5 separate regions of the Homo sapiens genome follow, and all the other regions are linked to region 4. The links are chromatin loops, found by intact Hi-C in ENCODE. Cell type or tissue: PC-9. All regions are shown on one strand. Links, peaks and the distances in the headings refer to the core of each region. The heading gives the core; the rest is flanking DNA. Region 1 overlaps WHRN (whirlin). Region 2 has its middle 36 kb from the start of TEX48. Region 3 overlaps WHRN (whirlin). Region 4 overlaps TNFSF8 (TNF superfamily member 8). Region 5 has its middle 83 kb from the start of TNFSF8.

Evidence for each region. A loop is a pair of places that touch in the nucleus more often than their neighbours do. Peaks named below come from ENCODE experiments on the same cell type or tissue, not always from the same donor. Only the 100,000 strongest peaks of a DNase experiment are listed, where the experiment ranks them.
Region 1: it touches region 4 in a loop (6-fold over the local background); 41 of 110 quality-filtered maps call a loop at or near these places.
Region 2: a loop joins it to region 4, with 6 times the contacts of the local background. A loop is called at or near these places in 4 of 110 quality-filtered maps.
Region 3: a loop joins it to region 4, with 3.0 times the contacts of the local background. A loop is called at or near these places in 2 of 110 quality-filtered maps.
Region 5: it touches region 4 in a loop (6-fold over the local background); 65 of 110 quality-filtered maps call a loop at or near these places.

The regions. Positions count from the first base shown.
Region 1 is chr9:114,403,557-114,408,556 of GRCh38, reverse strand. WHRN (whirlin) reads left to right here. Exons shown (of 12, transcript NM_015404.4): 8 at 539-610; 9 at 1,665-2,202; 10 at 4,480-4,661. Among named protein-coding and RNA genes, the nearest start is that of AKNA, 18 kb to the right of the region's middle. RefSeq lists enhancers at 2,630-2,739, 2,599-3,100, 3,080-3,129. In PC-9, for the core only: CTCF peaks have their summits at 2,615 and 2,815 (motif pointing left); a DNase peak (open chromatin) is centred at 2,796.
Region 2 is chr9:114,715,250-114,721,690 of GRCh38, reverse strand. No RefSeq gene overlaps it. Among named protein-coding and RNA genes, the nearest start is that of TEX48, 36 kb to the right of the region's middle. RefSeq lists enhancers at 2,668-2,787, 2,155-3,354. In PC-9, for the core only: a CTCF peak has its summit at 2,669; DNase peaks (open chromatin) are centred at 2,180 and 2,660; H3K27ac peaks cover 1,279 bases.
Region 3 is chr9:114,484,727-114,489,726 of GRCh38, reverse strand. All of the region lies in intron 1 of WHRN (whirlin), which reads left to right. Among named protein-coding and RNA genes, the nearest start is that of WHRN, 18 kb to the left of the region's middle. RefSeq lists an enhancer at 975-1,034. In PC-9, for the core only: CTCF peaks have their summits at 1,754 and 1,957 (motif pointing left); DNase peaks (open chromatin) are centred at 1,966 and 4,606.
Region 4 is chr9:114,904,780-114,911,047 of GRCh38, reverse strand. TNFSF8 (TNF superfamily member 8) reads left to right here. Exons shown (of 4, transcript NM_001244.4): 3 at 5,149-5,220. Among named protein-coding and RNA genes, the nearest start is that of TNFSF8, 23 kb to the left of the region's middle. RefSeq lists enhancers at 2,458-3,079, 3,080-3,702. In PC-9, for the core only: CTCF peaks have their summits at 3,691 and 3,890 (motif pointing right); DNase peaks (open chromatin) are centred at 1,965 and 2,747; H3K27ac peaks cover 950 bases; H3K27me3 peaks cover 229 bases.
Region 5 is chr9:115,010,790-115,017,230 of GRCh38, reverse strand. No RefSeq gene overlaps it. Among named protein-coding and RNA genes, the nearest start is that of TNFSF8, 83 kb to the right of the region's middle. RefSeq lists an enhancer at 2,951-3,140. In PC-9, for the core only: CTCF peaks have their summits at 1,966 (motif pointing right), 2,839 and 3,038 (motif pointing right); a DNase peak (open chromatin) is centred at 3,070; H3K27me3 peaks cover 450 bases.

The sequences.
Region 1 (5,000 bases), core at 1-5,000, 500 kb after region 4:
GCATTGGGTTTCTTCTTGTGAATTGGGAAGGGAAGAAAGAAATAGACGTTTTTTGCAAAATAAGGTCCATTTAAACCTTAAACCACCACCTTGGGATTAAAACCATTAGAATTTTAAAAAGGGAGAGACTTTCCCCATCCACTTCTCTCTTGCCATTTTCACACCTTCCTGGGATTCATCAGCAAGTGGTGGAGAGAGGCCTTGGCTTTTGGAGGCATGACTGTGGAGCACAGCGCTCGTGGCCAAACCCAGGAATTCCCAGCCCAGGCTAGAGATGCCCCAGCATCTCTGGCAGTTCAGGGGATGCCTGAAAATGATCAGAAAGTCCCAAAGAAAACTTAACTTCAAAGTGACCAGCAGGCAAATTGACCTTCATTTTAATGGGTAAAGTGAATTTCGATGAAGTGAGGTATGTCAGGGCTCACATGAACCACATGGAGGTGTCCTAAGACTTCCTCAATTTTGGTGTGCTGGAGAACAAACCAGTGTTCCCTTCTCAGCTTCTGTTTGCTCACTTTGCTTTCTCGTCCATTTCTAGAACACTCTGGACCTGGAGGAAACTGGCGAGGCTGTCCAGGGCAATATCAACGCCCTCCCAGATGTGTCCGTGGTAAGGCCCTGGCTGGCCCTTTGGTTCTGCTCTCCCTGGTGTGCTCAGGTCCTGGTGGCTCTCTCCTCTCCATGACAGCCACGGAGAAAGGGCACAGGGTGGCAAAGGAGACAGAGGCCTCTGCCATGAGCTCTCACACCCAGCTACAGGTCTGTGCACAAGCTCACCATTCTAGTATCTCTAGCAGGCACCAGGATCACTTGCCTCTGGTGACTTCAGGCGGGGCCTTCAGGCTGGCTGGCCACAGTATGACCAAGTTTCTTAGCCTCTCTGTGCCTCAGTTTCCCCGTCGGTAAAGTGGGGATGATGATCATAGCATACCTACCCCATAAGTTCGTGGCATGGAGTAAATTAATTAAGTAAAGCCTTTAGGATGGTGACTGGAAGGTTGTTGGAGCTGTGCAGGTGTCCGGTGTTGACCTAGGCAGAGGGGAGTGGTAGTCACAGTGTCCATAGCTGCCCCTCACTGTGCACCTGCTGTGGCGCAGGCACTGTGCTAACAGTATTCACGTGGCTTTTGACATCACCACACCACCTCTGCTGGGTAGATGTGCTTTTCCCCATTGCCCAGAGGTGCACTCAGAGAGGTGTTGTGCCTTGCCTGGGGCCACATAGCACCCCAGCCCATGTATCCATCTCCTCCTGTCCATTCTCTCTCCAGTCCTTTCATACCTCTTGCCTCTAGTACTCAAGATCACCCCCTAAAAAGAAAAGCCAAATAAATGCATTTTTTGTATTTCCATCCTCTTCATCGTGTCTCTAATGAAGTCTTGTTCCCTGTGACAAGCTCTGGCTGATGCCAAGAACTTCAGTTCCCAAAGGTAATGATGCTGTCCCCAGAGACACCCGCCAAGATCCCAACGCTTATCAGCTGCCGAGATGCAGGGGAGAAGTTTTCCACTCAGGTGTTGCATTATTCAGAGCAGTGTGGCCAAGAGCAGTTAGAGTGGGGACAGAATTCCAGCTGGGCCTGGCACCACTCAGCTGCTCGGCCTCCCCTCTTCCAGGCGTGATGGGGTCTGACTCCTTCTCCGCCTGTTGGGTCTTTTGGCAGGATGATGTCAGATCCACCTCCCAGGGGCTGTCAAGCTTCAAGCCACTGCCTCGCCCACCACCTCTGGCCCAAGGCAACGACCTCCCACTAGGCCAGCCAAGGAAGCTGGGGAGAGAGGACCTCCAGCCACCTTCCTCCATGCCTTCCTGCTCGGGCACTGTCTTCTCGGCTCCACAGAACCGCAGCCCGCCAGCGGGCACCGCACCCACCCCAGGGACCTCCTCTGCACAGGACTTGCCCTCTTCCCCCATCTATGCCTCCGTCTCCCCTGCCAACCCCAGCTCCAAGAGGCCGCTGGACGCCCATCTGGCCCTGGTCAACCAACACCCCATCGGCCCCTTCCCACGGGTCCAGTCACCCCCGCACCTGAAAAGCCCCTCTGCAGAGGCCACAGTGGCTGGGGGCTGCCTTCTGCCCCCATCACCCTCTGGCCACCCAGACCAGACAGGCACAAACCAGCACTTTGTCATGGTGGAGGTCCACCGCCCCGACAGCGAGCCAGACGTCAATGAAGTGAGGGCGCTGCCCCAGACGCGCAGTGAGTACAGCAAGGCCAGGCTCTGTGGTCCTTGGGGGTCCCTGTCCTCTTCAGGTCAGTCTACCTGATGACACAGTGAAGGGGGGGACCAGCTACTTGTTGAGGGGGCTCAGGGCCAGAGTGGCGAAGGGAGTTGGAGACCCCAGTTTGAATCCCGGCTCTGCCACTGACTGGCTGTGTGACTGTGGACAAGCTGCCGTCTACACCTTGCTTTCCCCATCATAAAATGGAGATAACAGTGACAGTCCTGCCAGGTTGCTGCGAGCGTCGGGGTGCCTTCTCCAGCTCCCCCTACCCTGGCCACCCTGTGTTCACCAGGAGGACTGAACTCGTGGAGGGCAGGGGTGGCTTCCCTTCCTGTCCGCCATGGCCTGGCCTGGAGTAGATGCTGGAAACTGAAGTGGCAGTCTCTGGACCCCTGGCAGGTCTAGGGTCAGGGTGCAGGAAGAATCTTGGGGAGGCCAGCTGACGCTGTGCCCCGGTTTGCTAGAGGACATGGGCTGTGGGGTAGAGGGAAGGGCAGAGCCTGCCTCCCCACCCTGAAAGCTGTGGAGCTCCCGCCTGTGAGTGAGTTGGGAGCATTTTGTTGGATTCTGCTGCCATCTTGCGGCTACAGTGATACATAGGCCCCGTAGGACATTCCCTGAGCGCCTGCACAGACCAAGATGCAAAATGCAGGGCTCTGGCGCTCGCAGCCTAGTGAGGGGAGGCAGCTGAGGGAGAGCAGGCAGACGTGGTGAGAAGACCCAGGGCTGTCACAGATGGATCACTGCTGTCTCTAGAGCTGGCACTGAGCTGGACATGCAGGGATAATAAGAGCTAACAGCCGTACTAACAATAAGCACTTTGTGCCAGTGTTCAAAGGGCCTTGCCTATAGTATTAACTCATTTAATCCTCCCAGTAGCCCTATGAGGTTGGTACTATTATTATCTCCATTTTACAAATGAACAAACTGAGACATACAAAGTAGTAATTTCTGGCTAGGTGCAGTGGCTCATGCCTGTAATCCAAGCACTTTGGGAGGCGGAGACGGGCAGGTCATTTGAGGTCAGGATTTCGACCTCAGGAGCCTGGGCAACTTGCTGAAAGCCCCATTTCTACTAAAGATACGATAATTAGCCAGGTGTGGTGGGCACCTGTAGTCCCAGCTACTCAGAAGGCTGAGGTGGGAGGACCACTTGAACCCAGGAGGCAGAGGTTGCAGTGAGCCAAGATTGCACCACTGCACTCCAGCCTAGATGACAGAGTGAGAATCTGTCTCAAAAAAAAAAAAAAAAAAAAAAGAGAGAGAGAGAGAAAGTAGTAATTTCTAGCTTACCAAGAGAAAAAGAGAAATTCCACCACACCTGGTCTGAACCTCTGCATGGCCCCTGCCTGAGCTGAGTGGTGGGCACATGCCCTCCAGCCCACCAGTCAACCCACGCTGCTTCACTATGTGTATAACAGCCGGGCCCCTGAGTTTGAAACCCTAGGTTAAGAACCCACACCCTGGAGCCAGGCAGTCTAGCACAAGTCTATTCCCTGGACTGCTCCATTCTATACATCAGATCTGTGAGTTTTTACAATCACCCCAGTGGTTAGGCACCATCATTTCTGTATTAGAAGGAGAACATAGGAGGCTTAGAGAGGCTCTGTTACTTGCCCAGGCTTGCACAGCTGGTCAGTGGGAATTCAAACCTGACCTGCCAGACTCCAGAGTGTGTGTTCTTAAGTTAGGGTCTCAAACTCAGGGGCCAGGCTGTTACACACATAGTGAAGTTGACTGGTGGCTGGAGGGCATGTGCCCACCACTCGGCTCAGGCAGGGGCCATGCAGGGGTTCAGGCTAGGTGTGGTGGAATTTCTCTTTTATTCTTGGGAAACTAGAAATTACTTATATGAAATCTTCTAATTTGAATGTGTTGGTTCATCATTAAAAATTGGTAGCATTATGTGAGTTTTAAAACAAAGAAAACACCCACATCTGTGGGCTAGGTTTGCCTCCTGACCTCTGTTTTATCATTATGCCAGTGGCTGGGAACTGGGAGATCCAGGCAGATGTCCTGGAAGTCACAGCCTTCAAGACCAGGTCTGGTTGAAAGGACAGGTCTTGAGTAGGTGGAGAGGGTGGCAGGGAGTGGACCTGCCCTCTGGCCCCACGATCTCTTCATTCCTTCCCCCATCTTTGCCTGGGGAATTCCCCCAGCCTTCCAGCCTCCATCTCCGTCACTGCCTCCAGGCAGCCCTCCCTGACCCCAGCTATATAAGCTGCTTCTCTCTTCCTTTTCCCCTCTCCAGCAGCCTCTACGCTCTCCCAGCTCTCGGACAGCGGGCAGACTCTAAGCGAGGACAGTGGTGTGGATGCTGGCGAGGCAGAGGCCAGCGCCCCAGGCCGAGGAAGGCAGTCGGTGTCCACCAAGAGCAGGAGTAGCAAGGAGCTGCCTCGGAACGAGAGGCCCACAGATGGGGCCAACAAACCGGTGAGCCAGGAGGAGGAGGATGCAGAGGGCTGAGAGGAACACGGGCCCCAGGCACAGAATGGGAGGTCCCGGGACCAGGGCTCAGCTTGGCAAGTGACCACAAAGGGAGGTAGTGAGCTCCCTATAACTGGAGGGATTTGGACGTCCTGGAGGAGCACTGGATTAGGAATCTGGAGGCCCAGTTTCAGCTCTGCCTTTGCACTGACACTAGGGGCTGAGGCTGAGATTGGTCTTGGGAATCTTTAAGCTCCTCTCAGTTTTGACATGGCCAGGTGGCTGAGACAGTCTTCGGAGTCAGGCTTCGATTCAAGTCCTGATGCCACCACCAGACAGCCTTAG
Region 2 (6,441 bases), core at 735-5,734, 190 kb after region 4:
TGTGTGAGCAGATTGTGACTGACAGGGCAGTGAGCAGGGGAAACAGAACAACAGCCATCGCAGGGAGGCAGGTGTGGACAGGCTCCCCAGGAGGAGCCAGCACACAGAGCAGGGAGAAGGCGGCTCCAGGGGAGGAAACAGCAGGACAAAAACCTGGAGGCTGAAAAGAACTGAGCACACTGGGGTGATTAACAGGAGGCTTCCAAGGAGGCACTGGCATGGGAGGAAAGAAACCCATCAAGGCAGAGGGTGAGTGTCTGTCTTTTCCCTGCTGGAAACCGGGCATCTGGCGCGGTGTATGAAGGAAGGGAGGGATGGGGGACCGAGAAGATCTTCTTGGGAGCCCTGAGATCTGGATTCCAGTCCAACCCTTTTCATTTGCATCATGACCTCAAGCTAATCCAAGCAGACACTCGCTGCAGATTCAATCGTTAACAAGAGGGTCACACTCCTGCCCTCAGCAAACTTACATTCTAATGGGAGGAGGAGGGGAAAGAACAAGGAGAGAATCTTCTAGTTACCAAAATCCACCCACAAAAGGAAGAGATGAGCCATCTAAGTGGACCAGGAGAATGCGCGAGTGTAGAGCCTGGTTTCCAAAACCCCATGGGGGACAATCAAAAGTCATTGGATTAGATTCTGTTAGAAAAGATAATAAACCAACTAGACTAGATCTGGTGTCCGGGAAAGGGAAGGACAAGGAGATGTTGCTGAGCCAAGATTGCCCAGAAGTGTCTCCATCTCCTGACCTCTTGGTACAGTGAGCCCCTCCACGGACGTGAGTGGCCTCCTCGCCCAGCCTGGCATGGGAACCTGATGCCCTCGTCCTCCTAAATGGCCTTAGGAGGGACTCTGCCATTTGCATCTTCTGTGTTTCCTGGATGAGGAAACAGAGGAACAATGAGATTAAGCAGCTTGTCCCTGTTCACATGGCCGGCAAGTGTCAGAGCTGAGACGCAGGCTGGCTCCACCAGGTGTGTCCTCCTGACCACTGTGCCTTGAAAGAAGGAAACTCACTCTCATCACTCCAATTCCAGGGTCACCAAGCAACCCTGTGACAAGTTGGCTACAGGGAGCAAAACATCCTCCCAAAGCCCTGGAGCATTCCAGATCACATGGGGGTACATTCCTCACTGGAAATGGATCCCTTGGCATCAGGTTTATAAATATAGATGCCATGTCTCTGAGTTGCTTGGTGTGATGCCAAGTCCTGGAGCCAGACAGAACTGGGTTCATGTTCTACCTCTAGTCCCTGTAAGCTGTGTTGCCCTGGGCAAGTCAGGGAAGCTCCCTGAACCGCCATGTCCCCATCCATACAGTAAGGTGATGACAGCTCCCACCCACAGACTCTTTGACATCACTGAGCATGTGCTTGGCACAGAGGCAGGACCCAGTCAAGTGCAGCTGTGTTGCTCTCATTCTCAGTGGGCTGGTTCTGAACTCACAGAGCTGGGGGCCGCCAGCCCTTACCATGGCAACAACCCGAACCCTGGCAGCCTCACCAGGGTAATTGCCACTTTGTGGGCACCAGTCTGATTGTCAGCAGGTCATTCTCAGACAACCTCATGGGGCCCATTCCTCTCTCTCTCCTGCCTTGGGCTCCCCTAGGGATCAGAAGCCCATTACCATAATGGCTGTGAGAACCTAATGAGATCAGATATATCATTTGCTAGGGCTGCCATAAAAAAGTACCACAGACTGAGTGGCTTAAACAGAAATGCATTTCCCCACAGTTCTGGAGGCTAGAAGTTCCAGATCAAGGTATCAGTAGAGTTGGTTTCTTCCATGGCCTCTCTCCTTGGCTTATAGATGATCACCTTCTCTTCATGTCTGCACATGGTCTCCCCTCAGTATGTGTCTGTGTCCAGATTTCCTTTTAAGGACCCTAGTCACATTGGATTAGGACCCATCGTGGTGACTTTAACTTGATTACCTCTCTAAAGACTCTATCTCCAAATATAGTCACATTCTGAAATACTGGACAGTAGGACTTCAGCAGATGAATTTGCATCATTATATGCATCAACGCAGGGATCAAGTATATAATGCATCAGACACAGTGCTTGGCATATGGTAAGCACTCAATAAATAGTGCCAAACATGAGGGTGATGACGGAGATGATGACTCTCCAGGCTGGAAGCCACTTCAACAAGATGACAAGCCACGGCTCAATACCCATCAGGAAGTCCCTCTGGGTTAATGGGAAGCCCTGGGATTTGGGAGGCCATGCACCTAGTGAAGTCATGCATACACTGGCTTTGGAGTCAGATCCACATGGGTTCAGAGCCTCAGGGCAGCACTCACCCACTGGAGATCCTAAGCAAATCATCCCACTTAGCTGAGCCTCAACTTTCCTCACGTATTGAGAGAGCCAATGTCAAGGGCCTAGCAGTGAGAGGTGCCCAGGGAATTCCTCTGTCTGTGAGCAGGATAACCAGATTTGAGTCCCAGTTTGGCCACCTTCTAGCGCTGACCTTGGGCAAGTCACTCTCAGTCCCTTCAGCTCTTGATGCGGAACAATAATCCCGCCTCATGGAGTTGTCGTAGGGTGGAAATGAGTCAAGGTATGTGAAAGTGCTTTGTAAACTGCAAAGCGCTCTGCACAGGTCAGCTGTTGCCCTCCTTTGAGGATGCAACCCTGCAGAGGTCTTCGTGAGAGGGCGCTCACACCCACACACCCGATTCCAAGAAAAACACAAGAGGTGGGGCCCCTGTGGTTTCATGACTCACAGAGGCCACTCCTGCAGGTGCTTTTTGACTATGCGACCAGGTTTGCTAACCACTCCCTAAGGCTGCAACTCACACCCCCTCTTCCCTGGTCCAGAAAGGAGGCATGGCAGACCAAAGATGACTTGGAAATTTATTAGAAGGCAGGGGGAGTGGGGTGTCAAGGATGTAAACAAGGAAGTCAGGAGGGCCATGAATTTTCTGGTTGGGGAGAGTGGAGAGGACACCATCTTTGATGAAAGGAAACCCAGGTAGAAAACTTCAGGAGGTGGCTGGAAATGCCAGATAGGAGTCAGGAGAGAAGTAATGAAGATATTACCTACAGTGAGGCTAGAACTGAAGATGTGAAAGCCAGAGTATAGAAAAGAGAAGAAAGAGGGAAGAGTGGGAACAGGAAAGGGGAGAAGGAAGGGCATGGTGTAAGGGGCAAAACCTTGAAGAATGCCAACATCTAGGATTTTAGGGAGAAAAAGGAGACAGAGGATTAGACAGGTAAAGCAGTCTGAGATAAGGGGAAGAGCAGGTCTATCAGGATTGAGAGATGTATTTTTCAGCTCAGGCTGTCATAACAAAATACCATGGGCTGGGTGACCTAAACAACAGACATTTATTTTCTCACAGCTCTGCAAACTAGAAGTCTGAGGCCAGGGTTTCAGCATGGTCGGGTCCTGATGAGGGCTCCCTTCCTGGCTTGCAGATGGCCACCTTCTTGCTGTGTCTTCATATGGTGCGAGGAGAGAGAGAGAAGAGAGAAAGAAGAGAGAGAGAAGAGGAGATAAAGAGAGAGAGAGAGAAGAGAGAGAGGAAAGAGAGAGAGAGAGAGAGAAAGCTCTCTAGTATCTCTTAAGCACCCTAAAATCCTTTTGGATCAGGGCTCTGCCCTTATGACGTCATTTAGCCTTAATTACTTCTGTAAAGGGCTTGTCTCCAAATACAGTCACCTTGGGGGTTAGGGTTACAACTTTTGAATTGGGGAGGGACACAACTCAGTCCACAGCAGGAGGGCAGAGGTAGGATGAAGATGGGAAAATGGTAGCCCAGGAAGCACACCTGCCCTAGAACACACACTGCCAGAACAGCACCTATTGGTAGCAAGAGCCTCTGCCAGCACTGGAGGAACTTTAAGCGCTTCCCCTATCTGTGTCTCTATTTCGCTGGTACACAATGTAGGAGTAGTGCTGTTCTCAAATATCCCCAGGATACAACCAAGCTCTCTTCCAAGGGCAAATGTCCCAGGGGCTCAAAAAAAGAGCCAGATGGTCTTTCAAACAAGCCCATTCAAGGCTAAAAGAAGGGAGGGGAGGTAATGCTAAGTTTAGAGACTCTAAATCCTCCCTTGGGAGTGAGTGAGCCTGTCTCAGGCAGCCCAGGAGCAAGAGAAGAAGACACCTCCTGTCACTCTGAGCTGTAAGAGAAGAGAGAGGGGGCTGCATGCCTCACCCACCCAAGTCCACCTCACTCCTAAATACAAACTTGTGTAGTGTTTAACTCTAGATGTAATTATGAGAGCCACTACCTTCTTGAAAAAGTTTTGGTCATCAAAGCAAAGGCTGACTTCCATTTCTTTCCATGTTTAATTAGGGAAAGGCTGTTTCCATGATGTGAGTCTGTGAGTCTCACCCACTGAGTCAGATTGTCATCCATCCTGCAGAGTTTGACTGGAGCCCACAACACCCCTGCCGGGCCATAAAAGGGTTCCCAGCAACAAGAACAATGGAGAGGGGAGGGCTGAGGCTGGGACAGCATAAAGAGTAGGAGGAGCCAAGAGGAGGACCTCTAGTTGGGACTAGAGTCGGGTAGGGTGGGAGAAGCCTGGGTGGGTGGGGGGGCTCCACGGAGGAGGTGCTATCTGAGATAAACTGAAAGAGGAAGAGGAGTTCACCTGGGGAGCATTTAGGAAGTAGGACAGTGTTCCAATCAAAAGTACAGAAGGGGCTAGGTGTGATGAGCACATGTCTATAGTCCAAGCCACACAGGAAGCCAAGGAGGAAGGATTGCTTGAACCCAGAAGGTCAAGGCTACAGTGAGCCATGATCATGCCACTGCACTCAGCCTGGGCAACAGAGCAAGACCCTGTTTCAGAAAACAAAACGAAAGTGCAGAAGGGAGATAAAAGCTGTTTCAGGTTGAGGGGGTCTATGGTAAAGAGTGGGCTCTTTCCAGAGGGCAATAGGGAGCAACTGGAAAGTTTGAGCAGGAGAGTGGCTTGATGCAACTTGTTTTGTTTGCTCCTTTATGTGTTTGGACGGGGTGGGAATTGGACAGAAAATACACTCATGGTGCCATTCATCTACTTTTGTGCGTGCCTCCCTCCCCTTCTCTTTTCCCATTTTGATTTACTTTTTGTTTGAGGTAAAAGAGTTTTACTGTTCAGTTTCAGCAAGCCTCCAAGACACACATAAAATGAAATTACAATAGTTGTTTTGCAGAATAGAACAAAGAGCAAAAATTACCTATCTCATTTTAAAGCTATTATAACCTTGATGCTTAAACCTGACAGGGATGGCATCATAAAATAAAATGTGAGACAAATTTCAATGTGGCCGTAGCTTATTTTTATCTTATACAAAATGCTAGCAATTTGAATTCAGCAATGCATAAAATACCTCATGATAGTAGTACCACAAGAATATTTCAATATAAGATACCTGTTCTGAGCTGAATTATGTCCCCCCAGAATTCATATGTTGAGGTTCTAACACCCAGTACCTCAGAATATGACTGTATTTGGAGATAGAGTCTTTAAAGTGGTAATTAAGTTAAAGTGAGGTTATTAGGGTGGGCCCTAATCTGACTGGTGTCCTTGTAAGAAGAGGAAATTTGGGCAGAGGCATAGATATCTGCAGAGGAAACACCGTGTGAGGACACAGGGAGAAGACAATCATCTACAAGCCAAAGAGAGAGGCCTCAGAAGAAACCAATCCTGCTGACACCTTGATCTTCAGACGTCCAGCCACCAGAACCATGAGAAAATAAATGTCTGTTCTTTAAGCCACTCAGTCTGTGGAACTTTGGTAGGGCAGCCCCAGCAAAGTACTAGAGTAAAAGACCAAAGTAGAAAACCTATATAAACATATCAGTAAATGCAGAGAAAGCAGTGGCTACAATTCAATTCTTTTTAAGGCTTTCAATGAAGGATAACATACCTACAAAAAAAGTCTACAAATCCTCACTGTACAGTGAATTTTCACCAGCTAAACACACCTGTGTAATGAGCACTTGGATCAAGAAACAGAACGCAAGAAGCATCCCAGAGCCCTCCCCATGTCCTCTTCAACACCAGTCGGGCTGTGTGGGCTGAATTGTGTCCTTGTAAAGTTCATTTGTTGAATCCCTAATCATCAAAGTGACTGTATTTGGAGACAGAGCCTCTAAAGAGGGTAATTAATGTTAAAGTTATAAAGTGGGGTCCTGATCCAAAAGGACTGGTGTCCTTATAAGAAAAAGAAGACAGCAGCAAGCCACAAGAGAAAATGCCATGTGAGGACACAGGGAGAAGGTGGCCATCTACCTACAAGCCAAGGACAGAGGTCTCAGGAGAAACCAACCCTGCTGACACTTTGATCTTGGAATTCCAGCCTCCAGAACCATGAGAAAATAAATGTCTGGTTTAAGACACCCAGCCTATGGTATCTTGTGATGGCAGCCCAAGCAGACTAATGAATGCTTCTCTCCTGCTTTAATTAATTTTTATTACACACACACAAACACAC
Region 3 (5,000 bases), core at 1-5,000, 420 kb after region 4:
GTGGTTTTATTGAGCATCTACCATGTGAATGGTGTAGTTTAACCCCCGCTTTAAACTTTACATATCTCATTTGCTTATTTACTAATACATTTATAATTAAGATTCTTACTTAAGTCAAAAGTAATGGAGTGAGTTAACCTGAAAAGCACTTCATTAAAAAGGTAGAGGAATCAGAAGTGATCTTGGAAAGTGTGTGTGTGTGTGTGTGTGCACGCGTGTGTGCGTGTGTGTGTGTACGTGTGTGTGCGTGTGTGTGTGTGTGTATGTGTGTGTGGTGCCTTTGATAGGAACAGTATTTATATTGAAATTGAATTCTGAGCCCCCTAGCAACCAAGGCAAAAGGAGAAATTAATGGATTATTTCCATTCTACTAGAGAAATCATTGGTAACTTCAGGAGAGGTAAATTTCCTTATTGGTGTTCAATTCCAAGAAGAAAGCATCCTTTCATTTCTTCACTGTCTCTTTATGTGGAATCTCTTACCATCTCCTATGTTTTCTATTTATTGATACATCTCTGATCAAGCCACAACAATTTCTTGCCTTCCTGGTCAACTGAGAAGAGTGTAGATAATAAAATAATCATTTGCATAAGTAAGTATGTTGAGATATGTACTTTCAGGGACAGAGCATCACGTGCAAAGGCCTGAAGTGGAGAAGAGCTTGGAGTACTTGATCCTATAAGACAGCTCAGGTGGCAGGGCAGGAGATGAGGCTGGCCAGGCATCAGGACCAGGCGCACAGGCCCAAGATGCACTGTGGGGAGTTTTATAGCAGAAGCAATGGGGAGAGTTTGGGGCAGGGAAGGGTCAGAGTCCACGTATGTTTTATAAGGATTCTCTGGTTGCTCTGCAGTGACTGGGCTGAGAGAGGAGGCTGGGAAGCTGTTGCAGTTAGTGGTCCCTGTAAGAGGTAATTAACACAGATGAAAATGGTACAGATGGAAGGAGCTTGGAAGACAGAGTGCTAATTAGGGTTTTACTTTCTCATGACATTAAAATAAGCTACTGGGGCAGAGTCCGCATCACCAATTTCTGTCCTCCCTCAAAGCAGGGCTAAATGGGAAGGGACTTTCCAGTCCATGTGGCTGGACACAGCACCTGCTCGGGGTTCAAGACCCTAAGGGACTTTCTTTTGTTTACATCCTGTGAGGCCCATGTCCTTTTTAAAAACCCTCCCCTGTCTGTCTTGGGCCAAGGTGTAGGATTGGCCTGGTGTTTAAGGGGGTGTGAATCCCCTTAAACTGCTGGTGAGAGGGCAATGGAGAGAAGCGAGGAGAGAGGTATAAAAGCCCTGCCTTTTATCTTCTGTGACCGTGCATAGACACTTCACCACCTAGAATCGCTTTCCTCATCTGTGCAGTGGGAAGAATAAAATGTGGCATCATCGCTGTAATTTTGCTGTTACTAATGCTACCCACTATTTGCCAAGCACCTCCTGTGCGCCCTGCCCAGTGCAAGATGCTTTATGCACATTTTCTCATTGGCCCTCATTCAGTTTACATGACAGCTCCATGAGCATAGGCGTTATGGCCCCTTTTAATAGGTGGGAACACTGAGGCCAGAGAAGTTAAGTAACTTGTCTGAAGTCTCATAGCTAGGAAGGGGTTGAACACTGTTTGAGAATGGCTTTCTAGCAACTGTACCTTCCACTGGAAAACACTTTTGAGGGAGTTCGCACCCTAAGACACCACCAGGTTACCGTTTTCATTTTGGTGCTTTGCAGTGCTTTAGGGCCCAAGATTTAGCCCCCAGATGATTGGAAGATAGAGCCAAGATCTGCCTAAACTGGGAGCTTTTTGGAAACTGTGGAAGAAAGCACGAAGGAGTGTGGATCTCTCCACCAGAGTGAGCACTCCCTTGGGAGAAGGACATTGCGAGGCCTCCACCCAGCCCTGTCCACATTGTCAGGGGAATTCAGGTCCTCTGTAGGCCCAGATGGCATAGTGCTTCCCCCTGCAGGTAGATACAGGAACTACAAAAGGGATAAGGCATGCCCCAGGGGACACTGGCAAGGAAATGTGATTGTCTGTGAATAAAGACTCACTGCCTATGGCTTCAGGAATTCCATTTTTCTCTAGTTTAGGGAATTAGATGCATGAATGCCCCAAGATGGCACATACAAGGATGTTCATCGCAGGTGATGGTGCTAGCAAAAAATGAGAAACACCCTAAATGTCCATTGATAGGAGAATGAGAATTCGGTAGTGGTGAGTCCCTTCCAGGGAATGGGATGGAGTATTGGAAGAGATGAGCTTTATGTCATTGAACTGGTAAGAAAAGATCTTCAAAATACATTTTTAGTGGAAAAAAAGATGGAGCAGAAAATGTTCAGTTGTGAGTTGATTTATGTAATCAGATGATAAGCTTGTATATGTATATATACGTGTTTATAAAGTACAAGAGCAAGTCAGGAAGGGCAGACATCAACACATATCAGTCGTTACCATGGGTGGTGGGTTGAGACTTCCACTCTGGGTTCTGGGTACTGAGTTCTCTACAGTACCCAGAATTTCTTGTTAGACAAAAAAAAAAAAAAAATTTTTTTTTGGTATCTCTTACCTAGGTTCCAGGTGCTAAACCTTTTATATATATATTGACTAATTTAATAATCAGAACTACCCTGTGAGATAATACCTCTGTTATCTCTTTCACTCTCGCTCTCTTTTTTTTTTTTGGTATCTCTTACCTAGGTTCCAGGTGCTAAACACTATATATATTATATATATATATATATATATATATATATATATATATATATATATATATACACACACACACACACACAACACACACACACACTCTACACACACACACACACTCTACACACACACACACACACACTAATTTAATCATCAGAACTACCCTGTGAGATAATACCTATGTTATTTCTCTCTTTTTTTTTTTTTTTTTTTGCCTGGGAAGCTGGGGCACAGATTGGGTAAGTAACTTGCCCAAGGTTACTGTTGGCAGGTGGCAGAGCTAGGATGGAATTCCCACAGCCTACCTCCAGGGCTGTGGCTCTTAACCACACTTTCTTCACTTGTCTCTCCAAATTCCATGTGTATCTAATGTGTCTATGCTCACATTAAAGTGGAGAAGTGTGGACTGCCTGACTACTGATCTGAAAGAGCACTGCTCTGTGTCCTAATTTGAACAGATTCCTGAGGCTGTCTGGCATATAGAAAACTCATTGAATATCTTGTTCAACGATGAATGAATGGATGGTTGGCTAAACGAGTGAAAAGGAGCAGGGAGAGGTTCTAAAGGAAACAGAACATGTAATGTGCCTCAAGGAACTTGTCTTGTAGTCTTAAAGACAAGATCACGAATGTGACTCAGAGCCTGTGGTATAGACGGCAGCACAATCACAGAAGTGTGCTGGATGCTCTTGGAGGACAGAGTCAGCCACAATCTGGGAAGCTTTTCTGGAGGTCGTGGGAAAGGAGCTGAGTGTTGAAGGCAGCGCAGATACGAGGAAATGTGGATTAAAGAAGGATGTTTCTTAAAAAGAAGAAAGTTGGGGGACACGTGTTTGTGTCCATATAGATTCGAGGTTTAGAGAATTTCTGGGACCTCTGTTTGGGAGAAGGAACTGGCAGCCTCAGGAAGGGAATTAGCATGCATTTAGTACCTACCATGTGCTAGGTACTGTATACGCAGTTTACAGTTTCTTAAATCTTTTCAACAGTTGCTTTTAATTTTATTATTATTTTGAGACAGAATCTTGCGATGTTGCCCCAGCTGGAGTGCAGTGGCTCGATCATAGCTCACCGTAGTCTCGATCTTTTGGGCTCAAGCAAACCTCCCAACTCAGCCTCCTGAGTAGCTAGGACTGCAGGTGCACACCATTATGCCTGGATAATTTTAAATTTTAAAAAAAAAATTTTTTTTGTGGCGTCTCACCATGTTGTCCAGGCTACTCTTGAACTCCTGGCCTCAAGTAATCCTCCTGCCTCTGTCCCCCAAAGTGCTGGGGTTGCAGGCCTGAGCTGCTGTGCCCAGGCAACAATTGATATTTATATACTTATTTATTTAGAGACGGAGTCTCGCTCTGTAGCTCAGGCTGTAGTGCAGTGGTGCAATCTTGGCTCATGGTAACCTCCGCCTCCTGGGGTCAAGCAATTCTTCTGCCTCAGCCTCCTGAGTAGCTGGGATTACAGCCACCCGCCACCATGCCTGGCTAATTTTTTGTATTTTTAGTAGAGACGTGGTTTCACCATGTTGGCCAGGCTGGCCTTGAACTCCTGACTTCAGGTGATCCACCCGCCTCGGCCTCCCAAAGTGCTGGGATTGCAGGCCTGAGCCACTGCGCCTGACCAGCAATTGCTTTTTAAATATAGAAACAGGCACAGAGAGTTTAGGCAATTGGCTCAGTGTCACACAGCAAGTCATCTACAGAGCCAACACCATTGTCCGGTGTGTCTGAACACACAAAGCCCCAGCTAGGCAAGGTGCGGCTGCGAAGAGCAGGCATGCATAATTTTTTCCTCCCTTCTGGGTCACTAAGATGGGTCTTAGACCAGTTCTCCTTCCTGTTGTTGAGTCTCTGTTTCCGAAAAGAGAAAACCTTGCCCTTTGAGGTCTGCACCCTGAAATAAGCTGGGTGACTCATCATTACGTGTCCTTGCTTGAGACTTTTTTGGAATACCTCTGTTGCACGTGCTCCTCAGCACAGTGATCTGATAGTCTTGTGACCTTGAGGTCCACCCCATGCTTGCCTTTGGTGTATGGTTTTGAACACAGAAGCATGTGTGCGTCTGCCATGTTAACACATCCCATTAGCCCCCTACACTGTGACCCTCTCCAGTCTATTTCTCACTCCTCTGCTAAGCAGAGAATCATGTCAGCCTGGTCTATGATTTTGGGGTTTCAGAGTTGGCTCCAAAGAGCTGAGTGAGGCAAATTTGCCTCCTGAGAGCATTAATCCAAGTAGCAAGTTATTAAGTTTGAAGACATACACATATAATTTACATTTCCATAATCATAACGTGCTGCCAGAA
Region 4 (6,268 bases), core at 1,269-6,268:
CTCCTCTAGCCACAGGCCACACTGATCACTTGACATCCACGGTCTCATTGCATCTTCATGACATCCATACATTTAGGTTGATTGTTTTAATTCTCACTTAATGGATGTGGCAGCTGAGGCTCAGTAAGGGGAAATGACAGATCCAGAGCTAAAAGCTATGACCAGAATTCAGGTGCTCTTTTTGCGATGCATCGTGTCTTCCTTGTTCTTATATCAAAGGTGCTGTACATCTGGAAGGTACCTGGCACTCAAACCACATACCATCTGGCCGGGATGGTTGGCTTGGTCTGTTTTGCCATGGTAGAGCCGCCTTGAGCATATTTGCATCTTTATGTGCCCATGACTTGTAACTTGGCAGTGTTCAGCACATGGGCCTGAAGTCATCTGCTGGCATTCTCCCACAAGATGGAACCCAGGAGCTCATTAGTGCTTGTTTTCCCAGCACCTCCAGCTGTCTTGTCAGTTTTCAGTTCCAGTGTCTGTAGTGGCTGCAAACCCACTTCTTCCTGCATTTAACCCTTCCTATTCCACAGGAATACTGAAAGTCAGAGAAGAGCCCTGGATTAGAAGTCAGAAGCCCTGTGTTCTGAACCCAGCTCCACCATTTACCTACTGTGGAGTCTTGGGCCAGACCCTAGTCTCTCTGGGTAGTCTCGCCACTCCTAAAACTAGGATCTCTGTTAGCATGGCATTTAGTGACCCTTTCTGTCTAATATTGTGAAATCTCAAGGTGAGAGCTAGTCTTAAGGTTTCCATAATCTTGACCTTCTAGAATATGCTCCTTTCACCACCTCGAGCAACCTCTCTTTCTATCTCTCTCCTCTGTGTGAAACTGGCCAGGAGGGTTTTGTTGGCACATCTTTCTCTTCAGCCTCTCAAACAAAACCACAGAAAGTCCCATGATCCTTCTAGAAGAGGCTAAAGCTTGGAAAGATGATTTACAAAGCTGATGCATCTGAAAGCTTTGGTCCTCAGGGAAGTTCAGGCAGTGCTAGGGTTGTCTGAAAGATAGACTGCCCTACAGAAAGAGTAAGGAGCCCTGGTCTCTGGTCCTGTCTCTCTCACTAACTCTCTGGATGACCTAGGATCAGCCTGCCATAGGGGCAACATTGAGGAGCACATGGGTTATGTGTTCACCAAGCCTGAACCAGGCCATCTCAGGGAACTTTCATTTCTCCAAACTATGCAAATCCTTACAGAACCAGACTATTCATAACTTAGATTGTCCTCAGAGCTAAAATATTCTGTTCTACTACTGCAGGTGTCTGAAAACCTGAATGTGTGAAGACACAGTCTCCTACCTTGGGTAATGCAACATGCCCATAAAGATAGACAGGTGCAGCTGGGACCGACTCCCCATCCCAAACCTTCCCACCCCCACCACCAGCAGGTCTGATAGGGGATGGCTGAGTCTATACAGCCTGCTGAAATAAGCTAGGTAGGCCCTTTAAGACAGATCATCAAATCCACACTGCTCTTCATCTATTATGTTGGTGCAGAAGTAATTGCAGTTTTTGTTATTGCTTTTAATGCCAAAACCACAATTACTTTTGCACAAACCTAATAGGGACACTAGAGCCCAGAGAGGAGAAATCCCAGGATTCTAACTCCCAGGTCATCAACTCAGCCGTGACTTGCAGACAGTTCTCACTTCCCCCACTCTGATGCTCTGTTCTTCAAACTAAACCTCTCCAGGCATCACTTTTTGCTCCCTCTGCTCCCAGCCTTCAGAATTCCAGGGACATTGCAGAATTTCAGCTGCATGTAATGCCACTATTTATAAGTCACGTTTTTCTGTCTTCCTAACCAAAAAAGAAAGTTATATCATAGACTCACAGGGTGATGAGAAGACTCAGGCCACACGGCTGATGACCCATGAAATGTTCATCTAGCTCTTGATAAGAGCCTCATGACCTCCAAAGCAGCCCACCTCTTTTTTGAGCAGCACTGACTGGTCAACTCTGTGAGCTGCCAGCACTGTGACTCACAGTGTGACATAGGTGTTTTTAGTGTACGTCTTTCCATTGCTGCATCTGAGAAATGGGGATTAGAGCAGTGTTAGCTCTTAGCTGAGGGCTTCATCTCCTTCCTCTTCCACTTGGAGGTTTAGTGCTTGGGCCCCACGGTGTGCCGACAGCCTCATCAAGCATTAAAGGACAGAGGCTGTGCCCTTCTCTGGGGTCTTCTCCAAGTTTAACAGCCCATTCCCTCAATAGCTCCTCTAGTGTCCTGCTTTTAGCCCCTTTCTGAACCAGCTCTGGCAACATCATTCCTAAAAGGGCTGCCTGTGTTTTTCCCTTTAGCTAGAAACCATCTAAATGATTTTTAAAGAAAAACTAAAATATACCATGCCATTTGACTTCAGGAAATGCAAATGTTTCAAAATAAGGTGTTTTTTTTTTCCATCCTCGGGTTTCTCAGAATTACAACTGAGGTCAACCCAAAGGGGAAAAAACAACAAAAGAACCAGAACGTGTGAGAGGCAAGCCTGGGCTTGCACTTCTCCAGCCACCTGTTTACAGAGGCTCACCTGCCATAAGGGGTAAGGAGAACAGTGTAAGAGGGCTTTCGGCCAATGAGCAGAGCCTGTTCTTGATGTTTTGTGCTGGCCTCAGCCCAAGGCATGAATCTTATCTTCCCATCTAATCTAGCCTGACCTGCAATGCCAGTGGGAGAATGAGGCCCTGTGTTATTCTAGCCCTCAGGCAAAAGGCAAGCCAAGCGTCCTGATTCACCTCACTGTTGTCCTAAGTACTTACTCTGTATCCACAGAGGGAAACAAGAAAGATGAACTAGGTGATTCAATTCAACAAATATTTACAGAGCATCTGCTAGACTGGGCAGTGGGGGTTTATAAACAGGAGTCTCTGCCCTGAGGGTTCACTGTCTGATAGAATGGGCAAATAGGCAAAGGAAGTATCCTGGAGGAGCTGACTGCTAGGCTGTGTTTCAAACAAGGAAAAACTTGCCTGGTGAAGGAGGCAGTCCAGGTAGAGAGCCCAGCAAGTGCCAAGGTGTAATGATAAATCAACATTCCTAAATGGTATGTTTAGGGGGACTGCAAAGCCCCAAACTCCCGGACAGCAGTCAGGAATCCATTCGGGCAGCGGTCAGGCAGCCTGAGTTTGGATCTCTACTCCACCCCTGACTACCTGTGTGAATGTGAACAAGTCAGTTAACCTTTAAAAGGGTCCATTTCCTTATGTACAAGATAGACTTAATTATGGTACCTCTCTTATCGTGTTATTGTGAGAATTAAATGAAATAATGCATGTAGCATACTTAGCAGAGTACCTGGAAAATGGCTATCACTCAACATGTATTAGTTATGACCATTCATATTATTATCACTGTTCCTCCTCGTTATTATTACTATTGGAACATAAAGGGAAAGGGGAGGAGGGAAGGTGAGGGGTGAGACCAGAGAGTTCAGTAGGAGTCAGAACAATGGGGACCATGAAAGCCATGCTGAGGAGCTTGGGCCTGATCCTGCAGGCGAAAGGAGTCAGAAAGGGCTTCCATGCAAACAGACAGCCAGGTCTGTCTCCCTGGCTTGATGTTCTGCAGCTTAGAGTAGGAGGCTACGCCAGGAGGACTCTCTAACCATAGTCACAGTCCATTAGGAGCATAAGCAGCCATTAGTGTTGGGGTTCTGACTACAAACCCCAAGAGTGTGGGCTGTGGGCTGCAACAGGCAGGACCAGAGCACTGATCAGAGGATGCATGAGGATGAAACCAAGGGGATGACAGCTGACCCACTGGCTCTCACCACCAAGAGAGCTTTGGACCAGAAGCTCTATGTGGATGCAGCAGATAAGGAGGAAAACTGCCCCTGCTTCTGCCCGGAGTGCCTCTCGCAGTGAGCTTGTTCAGACAGCAGAGGGAACTCTTCATTTAACTTTCAACCACTCCAAAGCCCCCATGAAGCTATGAGGATGGCCAGGAGGGACTTTCTCAGGGCTGGGCAGAGACTGCAATGGGAAAGGTTGTGAGCCCAGCAGGTACTACTCGGCAATGCAGTGAGCAAATATCCCAGGGTGTGGCTGCTCCATTGAATGGGCCGTTGGCTGCCTACCGTCTGATGGATGGACTACATGGTCATCTCTGGTGACATCTTTGAGAAGATGTCCATGTCAGGTCAAAGATTGTCCAGTTTTACACATGGGGAAACCAAGGATCAAAGAAGAGATTAGCTCTGAATAAGTTGAATTCAAGTGTCATTGCAGGAAATGTATAACTTGAATCTTTGCATACAAAATATTAAGTAGTTACTGTAATAAAAAAAAGCTAAGCCACCATCACTAGTGAATATATGAAAAATATTTTTATTTCTTAAATACCATAATAACATAATATTATGTTTGCCTCTGCCAAGGAAGCTCCAAATAGCAGGACTTCTGTTAAGATTTCTTTAACCCTGTGTCCTCTTAAAATTGAACACCAAGATGTTTTTATCTTCGTTGTCTAGCAAAATAGCCTAGAACAGGAAACCTGGCCTCTGGAATTAGCCATGGGCAATTCCAGCATTTACACAAACTTGTCTGAACTTAGGCGATGGTATTGACCACCTCTAGGCATCAAAGTTAACCCTGCAGGATTAGTCTGAGAACTAGATTAGCTGATATATTACCCAGCTGTAAAAGTACCCAGACTAGTTTCTGGTGTGTGGTAGATAAGTTGACAGTATTTACTATCAGTATTATCATTCTCACTACCACTGCCTGGCAAGGCACCACGAAACAATGTATTTCACCTGCGTGGCCCCCAGATTTTTTTCCCATCTGTAAAAGGGGCTTAATAATACCCCTCTCACAGAGTTGCTGCAAAGATTAAGGAGATGAAATACGTATAGTGCCAAAAAATGGCCCCTGACACATTATAGGAATGGATGTCATATTTGTTTCCTTCCCTGATTTCCACAGTCTTCCATAAAAGTCCAAGTGGAAGCAATCAATAAAAATAAATTTAAAAAATTAAAATCCTAAAATACCTGATGGCAAAATGAGAAATAAAGAGCTTTTCTCCTTATTCTGAAAATGGAAAACAGAACGGTAATTGTCTCCATCAAAGTGTTGTAGAAAAAGATCAGGTATTTCCAGATCCCAAAACGGCAAAAGACATTTTAATGCATCGTCTCCTTATTTTTAGGAAATTGCTCAGAAGACCTCTTATGTATCCTGAAAAGGGCTCCATTCAAGAAGTCATGGGCCTACCTCCAAGGTCAGTAACCAAGCCCAGGAAACCTAAACATATGAAAACCGCTTCTGTGGCTTTTCAGCAACTTTTAAGCCAGAAGTCATAATTAGAGTCCCATGGCCAAATGTGACCTGCAGATGTGTACTGTTTAGTCTGCAGGAAATTTTTTTGTAATTTGAATTTGAATGTCTTAGCGGGGAGAGCGTCATTCTCCAAAGCTACAAGGCTTCTCTTTCCTCAGTCCCATTCACTCCTTTATGTTGCCTACCTGGCCTCTGTGGGCATTCATGGTCCCCACCACCACTGCCACCACCAGCCCCACCCCTCACCCCTCACCCCTCCTTATTCAGCTACCTACCAATTTCAGCAAAGTACACAGTCCTTTTCCTAATGCAAGGGAGGCAGGCACTTAATCTCTGCCTCTATGAAGTTATTCACAAGGGAACCATAAAATTGCCTTGTCCCCAGATTGACAGCTTAATGAACATGTCAGCACAGGGCCGATTTGCATATTGCAGTGTGCTTCAGGTAAGAGGCCCCTTACAAATGAAGCAATAAGAGGCACTTTAGACTGCAGAGTGAGAAAGAGATGGCCAAGATTCTCTGAATAGCCATCCTGCTCATTTTAAAAATTCAATTTTGCAGTTAGATTAGTTCTCACTCTTCAGTTGAATTGCAACGAGGTTTAAAGGGAAAGCATGGAAGCAATTAAAACTAGCATGCCAGCTTCCTGGCCCTGAAAGTCACCCTTACCAGTCAGTGCTAATTTTCACGTGTTAGGACTTAGAGACTCACCTTCCAACACAAACTTGTCAGCTTAGAGGGTCTGCTAATTCTCTGCTTTTCAATAAATCCCAGATGGCAAGAGCCCCTTAATAAGCACATGGGGGACCTGCACAATTATTTTTGGCTGCCCTTTGAAGGGAAAAAGGCATTCAAAAATTCAGACAATGAACCGTTAGAGGATACATCTTAATGTGAAAATTAATGGCGATTCTCCTGGACATCTTCAAACCTAAATTGGATATTAACTGAATAATATTATTGAATGTCCTACCTTGTACTTTCTGCA
Region 5 (6,441 bases), core at 630-5,629, 110 kb before region 4:
CACTGGGGTCAGACCAAGATTCACAGCCAGGCTGCCTGATTCCAAAATCCAAGTTCTTTTCAGTGAAGATATCTTATTCCTTTCAACAAGCCACACTAACTGGAAAACAGAACTTCATTCTTTTCACAAATGCTTGTGGAGCACCTCCCGTGTGGATTTGTCAGTGAAAAAAAGAGGAAAATATCCCTGTGGTCATAGCGTTTATATTCTAACAAAACACAATGAATGATGAATGTAATAAATGATCAAATTAAATGGTATATTCAAGGGTAATAAGGACAAAGGGGACTAGGGTAAGGGGATAGGGTCACAGTATTCAAAGTAGGGTGGTCACACAGGGTGGGCCTGTGAGAAACCCTCAGGAGGCACAGAAGATGAGCTCAATGAATATTTGTTGCATTGAATTCGTGCTCATCTCTTTCCTTCTGAAGATGGGGAAGCAGCAGTCCAGAGGAGGCTGGGGATCATCCCAGGCACCACAGCAACCAGGCAGGAGATTCTGATGAAAATCCAGGCTGCATACTCCTCTGCAGTGTGGCATGACTGTCTGTTCTCCAGAAGGAGAGACACACCTTGCAGGTTCTTCCTCACTGAGCCTCCTATGACCTGTATGCTCTCAAAACAGCTGGCTACACAGCCCAGTCCTTCCCCATTCTCAGCTTGCCCCACCCAAGCTGGTCTTCCCACCATGCCTTGCCTAAGCCCGGAAAATCCGAGAGCTCCTTGTGGGCTGTCCTCGTCGGTCTCCTTCTAAGATTCTCACTTCTCTTTTCATTTAAAAATCAGTGTTGAGCACCTCCCCGCTTATGCTCAGCACTATGTGAGTGAAACAACCACATTCCCTGCCTCCATGCAGCCTCTGTGCCCCAGAGAGGTCAGTGACAAACACATGATCAGACAAGCAAATGTGTGATTACAAACTGAGGGCTGTGCTTTGGAAGCAAATATAAAAAGCTATGAAGACGTCTAAAGGGGATCTGAGGGGGAAGGCTCTCTGAGGAACAGACATTTGAACCCAGATCCAAAGAGCAAGTAGGAGTTAACCAGGTGAAGGAAGCAGGAGAGGCAGAAGGCAAAAGGCAGGTATCTCTATAGTCCTATGGCTGTCACGCTGTGCACAGAGAAAGCCAGAGGCATAGGTGCAAAAGATGCATTGTGGAAGATGAGGTTTCAGGAGTCAGTAGGAACCCAGCCACGCAGATCTTCCTGGTCCAGAATAAAAATTTTGCTTTTTTTCTTCAGTTCAATGGAAAGCAACTGAGAAGTTTTCAGCAGGAGAGCATTGTGATCACATCTGTTTTTTTAAGCCATCTTTTTTGTTGCATTTGGATTTTGGCTGGGAGGTGCAAAGTGGGAAGAGACCTTTGAGGAGGCTACTGTAGGAATCCAGGTGAAAGGTGATAGAGCCTGGCTAAGTGTGGTGTCGTGGAGACAGAGCTATGGTTCTAAGAGATATTTAGAAAGTAAAATTCATGGGGCTTAGGGTCCCAGAGAGCTCTCTATGTCCCCACCCTTGTTCCTGAGCAGCCCTCAACTCCTATAGTGGATTTTTCCTGGATGTGGGCATCAGTTTTAATTAAGGCAGGCTAGTTAGGGATATGGGAGACTGGATTCAGGGGCCCATTAACTCCTGGAGCACTAGGTTAGGGTGGGGAAGGAATCAGGAAGCCTCCCTCAAGGTGACTGCAGCTAGAAATGAAGACCAGTGGTAAGGCCAAGGGGAGGCTTGTGGATGGACACAAGGGATGACAGTGTGGGGAGCAGAGGTGAGGATGGAGGTAGACCCTTGCCTTGAAGGCTTGGCGTCCTGGAGCCCAGCTGAGAGTTGCCAAGGGTTTTCAGCCCCAGATGGCATCATCAACATTGCTCTTTAGAAAGCCTGCTTCCTCACTAGAGATGCATGTGCCCCTGGCCACCTGTGCCCCCCAGCCTCAATGGGGTACCAGGGGTGCCCTGCATGTGCCTGCTGCCCAGGTTTGGGCTGGCAGGACATATAAGCAACCAGCAGAGGGCTCACTCCCCTCATCCTCCTCCCTCCCTAGGGAACTCCCAGAGGAATTACAATCTCTGTAAAGGAAGTAGAAAAAGGCTTTCTTGAGAATTGTTTCAATCCCACCAGGATGTAACATGGATTTCAACATTTTACAGGAAAATAAAACCACACACATGCAGTCAAAATAAGCAGCTCCGACTGGGCGCAGTACCTCACGCCTGTAATCCCAGCACTTTGGGAGGCTGGGGTGGGCGGATCATTTGAGGTCAGGAGTTCGAGACCAGTCTGGCCAACATGGTGAAACCCCATCTCTACTAAAAATACAAAAATTAGCTGGGCATGGTGGCGCATGCCTGTAATCCCAGCTACTCAGGAGGGTGAGGCAGGAGAATCGCTTGAACCCAAGAGGCAGAGGTTGCAGTGAGCCGAGATAGCACCACTGCACTCCAACCTGGGCAACAGAACGAGACTCTGTCAAGAAAAAAAAAAAAAAAAACAGCTCCCACATTTGCCTAGCACATTTGCCCAGCACATTTGCAATTACAGGTTAAGAAATTGTTTCTCAGAGTAGTGAAATGACTTCCCCCAAGTTCACTCAGCCTCCAAGTGTCAAAGCTGGGTTCTCTGACTCCTTGAGTCACAATGCCTTAAGGAACATCCTTCTGCACAATTATTCTTTCATTCACTCTTCCAATTAGGACACTTGGAGCACCTGCCATTTACTGGTTCCCTCATAACACTTTACAGTTTGCAAAGCCAACGTGTTTATAACAATTTCTTTACAGTCACCATCTTTTTAGTGAGAGCTGAGCTCAAATCCCATGTTTTCCAATTACTGGATCATCTTGGTCTAATTGCTTAATTCTTCTGAGCATCCATCAAAATGATCATGAAGTGTACCTACCCTGATGAGAATCTGTGATAGTTTAAAAGAGAAAACCGACAGCATCTTGCCTGGAGAAAATGCTGTCAACACAGGTTTGTCTCACTAAAAATTGAAAGGCAAACTAAACATTTGGGTAAAAATCCTCAAGTCAACCAGCAGATGGCAGCCTCCACCTGGCTTCGGGAGGGCACTAACCAGGCACTCCTGGTAGATGTGTTGAAGTGGATGGGGCTGATGTCTACCGGACTTCTTAGGCTCATAGACATCTTTAGGTAAACAACTTTGCCTTCATGCTAATCCTTCTCTCAATAAGAGGCTAGAACCCTTCCCAGAAGTGGGAAGGAACTTGGCAGGCCTCCTTTTATGTTCTTGACTCCCCATCTGCTACACAAAAACGAGCACCCTCACCCTACCACCTCACTGATCACCTCTTGCAGGTGTACACTGGGGTGGGGGGACAGGAACATGAGACACAGGGAGTTTCTGGCCTTTGTCCAGTCTCCATTCAGGTTTGGCAAGGACCACCAACCGTTGTCTAACATGTTTAATGCCTCCATTGTATCCATGTCCCATCACTCATTCACCTGATTTGACAGCACCGTATTGTTGGTTGTGAAGGCCCAACATGCACATTTTTTGTTGTTCTGTGCTTGTCCCTTTGGCTTGTTTCTGGCCCCTTAGCAAGAAGGCTTTGATCCTCCTGCCCTGACACTTAACTCACTAGCACAGGGTGAGGCACATCTAAAAATGTGGACTTGTTCCTGTTGCTGTTGCTGTTGCTGTTGTTTTCCTTTACATCTCTGAAGCCTGGTTTAGGTGATGATCCCTGTGGATTATTCTAAGCAGCTTGGGCAATGTTGAGAATAAAGTCAAGGGCCTTGTGTCCCCAGCACTTGCCTCCTAGAGCCAGTCTATGACCCCAAAGAGCTGTAGAGCGGTCCTGTAGGAACACTGAGCTGTGGTCTACTACTCCACTGCTGAACCCCTCCAATGCCGGCCTTACGGCTCAGAGGAAAGTAGCCTGAGACATCACAGTAGCCTTCAAGGCCTATATTCCCTGACCTCAACCCCCCTCTCATGATACTCTAGACACGCTGCCTCCCTGCTGTTTCAAACCCAGCAAGCGCACTCCCACAGCAAACCCTTCTCCTGGAATGCTCTTTCCTCTAACACATGCATGGCTCACTCATTTCTTTCAGCCATCTCCAATGTTATCTTCTCAGCGAGACCATCCTCATCATCCTACATAAACACACACACATCACACCTATATGTGCAAGATCACACATGCACACACAAACAACCCTCCCCATTCCCAGTACTCATAGTGCATTTTCCACCTGACACAGTACTGGCTTACCTATGTATGTGCATGCTTTCTAGGAGTCAAGCTCCATGACAGCAGGCACTTTGTATGTTTCCCCCTGCCGTGGCCCTAGCACCCAGAACAGAGCCTGTTCTATTATTTCTCAATCATTACGTGTTGACTGAATATATGACCTAAGAGGAGAATGCAGCCATCTGTAGCCTCACTTATTGTCTATTCAATTTGTTGAGTGCCAACTATATTCCCAGATCATCATTTTAAAGCTGACACAAACTCAGAAAGGAAGTGATTTTCCTGAAGCCACCAGGTAATCATTGTAGATTTGAATTCAGTTCTCACTCACCCCACACCATGACCTCAACAGATAGGAACCTAAGAATGTAATTTAAAGAAACAGCAAAGGAATTGTTCTACTAAGAACTAACAGAGGCAGCCTCTCCTAAGGAAGGACGAGTTAATGGGCAGAGATTGTTTGACAATTGAGAGATCCAGCAGGATATTTAGAGAAAAAAAAAAACCATAAATATCGGTCATTTCAAAAACAGAACCTGTTATATTTCCAACCAGAATAACTTCTCCAGAGACTTCATACGTGGTCTCTTGGAGAGCATTCTCTCAATTTAGGACAGAGGTCCTTACACTGAGAATCACCATTTCTCATGGATCAGTGGGAAAGGGGGCAAAATTAATTGACCTTTCAAGCCTTTGATTTACCATCTTTAACTAAAATAGATTACTCAGATGATGGGGGCAGAGAGCAAGGGGGAATTTCCCAGGTATGGTAGGAGCGTAGCTACACTGGATTCACTTGATTATGCTCTCAACAGCTTCTCCAATAAAGGCCTCTGTTTCCCAGTGTAAAATGAAGCTTTGCTTATCCCCAGAGGCATCGGCTTTTCATGTATTTTTCTGCCACCAGGGCTTTCTGAGTAGCCAGCAAAGAACAAGGCAGAGCAGATCTTCTGGGTGTGAAAGTGGTTTGGGAAAGAGACACAGTAGACCCAGCTCAGCAGGAGCTGAGGATCACTCTCCACCTGGACACCCTTCAGGTGAGCATCAGAGTCAGATTTGAAAATGTGTCTCCACCAAAAAGCCACATTCAAAGGTATCAAAGAGCCTTCAGCTCAGTGCTCATCTTTCTTTTGCAAGTCTCGGTTAGCTCCAGAGCAGGCTGCGGTGTTCAGCACTCCATCTCCAATGCTGCATCCCCAATGCATAGCACTTGAACATAGTAGTTGCACAATTAAGATCTCTATATTAAGAAATAAATTTATAATAGCTGCCTGGAGGTTATTGGAAAGGATTCAGAGGTCACGACCAGGCTACCAGGAAAGAAGTTTCCATTCAATTAATAGATGTGTCTTACTAATATATTTATCATCCTTAGAATGAAGCATATTTAGACCACCAGGATAGTGAGACAACCAGAAACTCCACCTCTTTAGAAAAAAAATGGAATAATAAGCAGGGACATAGTCTCTGTCTTAAAATCTCTGCACATCTGTCATGGAGAGGAGAGAACAGACATACTCTATTGTGTGACAGAGAAGAACTAGAATCTGATGATGAAATCTGTAAGGGAACAAACTGCACTCCAATAAGAAAAGAACTTTGAATAACCAAAGCCATCCAAAGAACAAACAAGCTGTTATAGAAGTGATACTGGAAGATATTGGAAGAACTCTAGGTCTTGGGGGTGGTTCAGACATTCAATAAAGTGGTATTGTAATATTCCCTCCAGCCCTAAAGTGTGCTTACCTCTTGTCGAGTTAGTTGTTGCATGAAAGCTGTCAAAAAACGTTTCTATTCCAGGTTTTCAGTCTCCAGCCTGAGTTTCAAATGCCACAAAAGGAAGGACAATCATGAAAGAGTCAAGACATCACAAAACACAGATGTTATTCTTAAGAAGATGACTCCTGGGGGAGACAGAAAGGAGAATAAACACAGAAGTGCTGACTGTTCCCCTGCACAGGCAGAGTCCTTCCCTCAGGGAACATGCTGGTAAGGATCCATAATTGCAAGTTGACAAAACCCTAAGCCTTCTAAAAATTCCAGGTTTAATTAGTTTCTCCAAAGCAAGCTCCTTACTGGAAAAGAAATCTGCAGCCTCGGCCATGTTACATTGCAGGAGAATATCACTGCCTCCTGGATCAGGATAATTTCTGCAAGAGATTGCTCCAGGCAAAACTTCACTTTTAGGTGAGACTGTCTAAACTTTACTTAGAAAGTTACAAG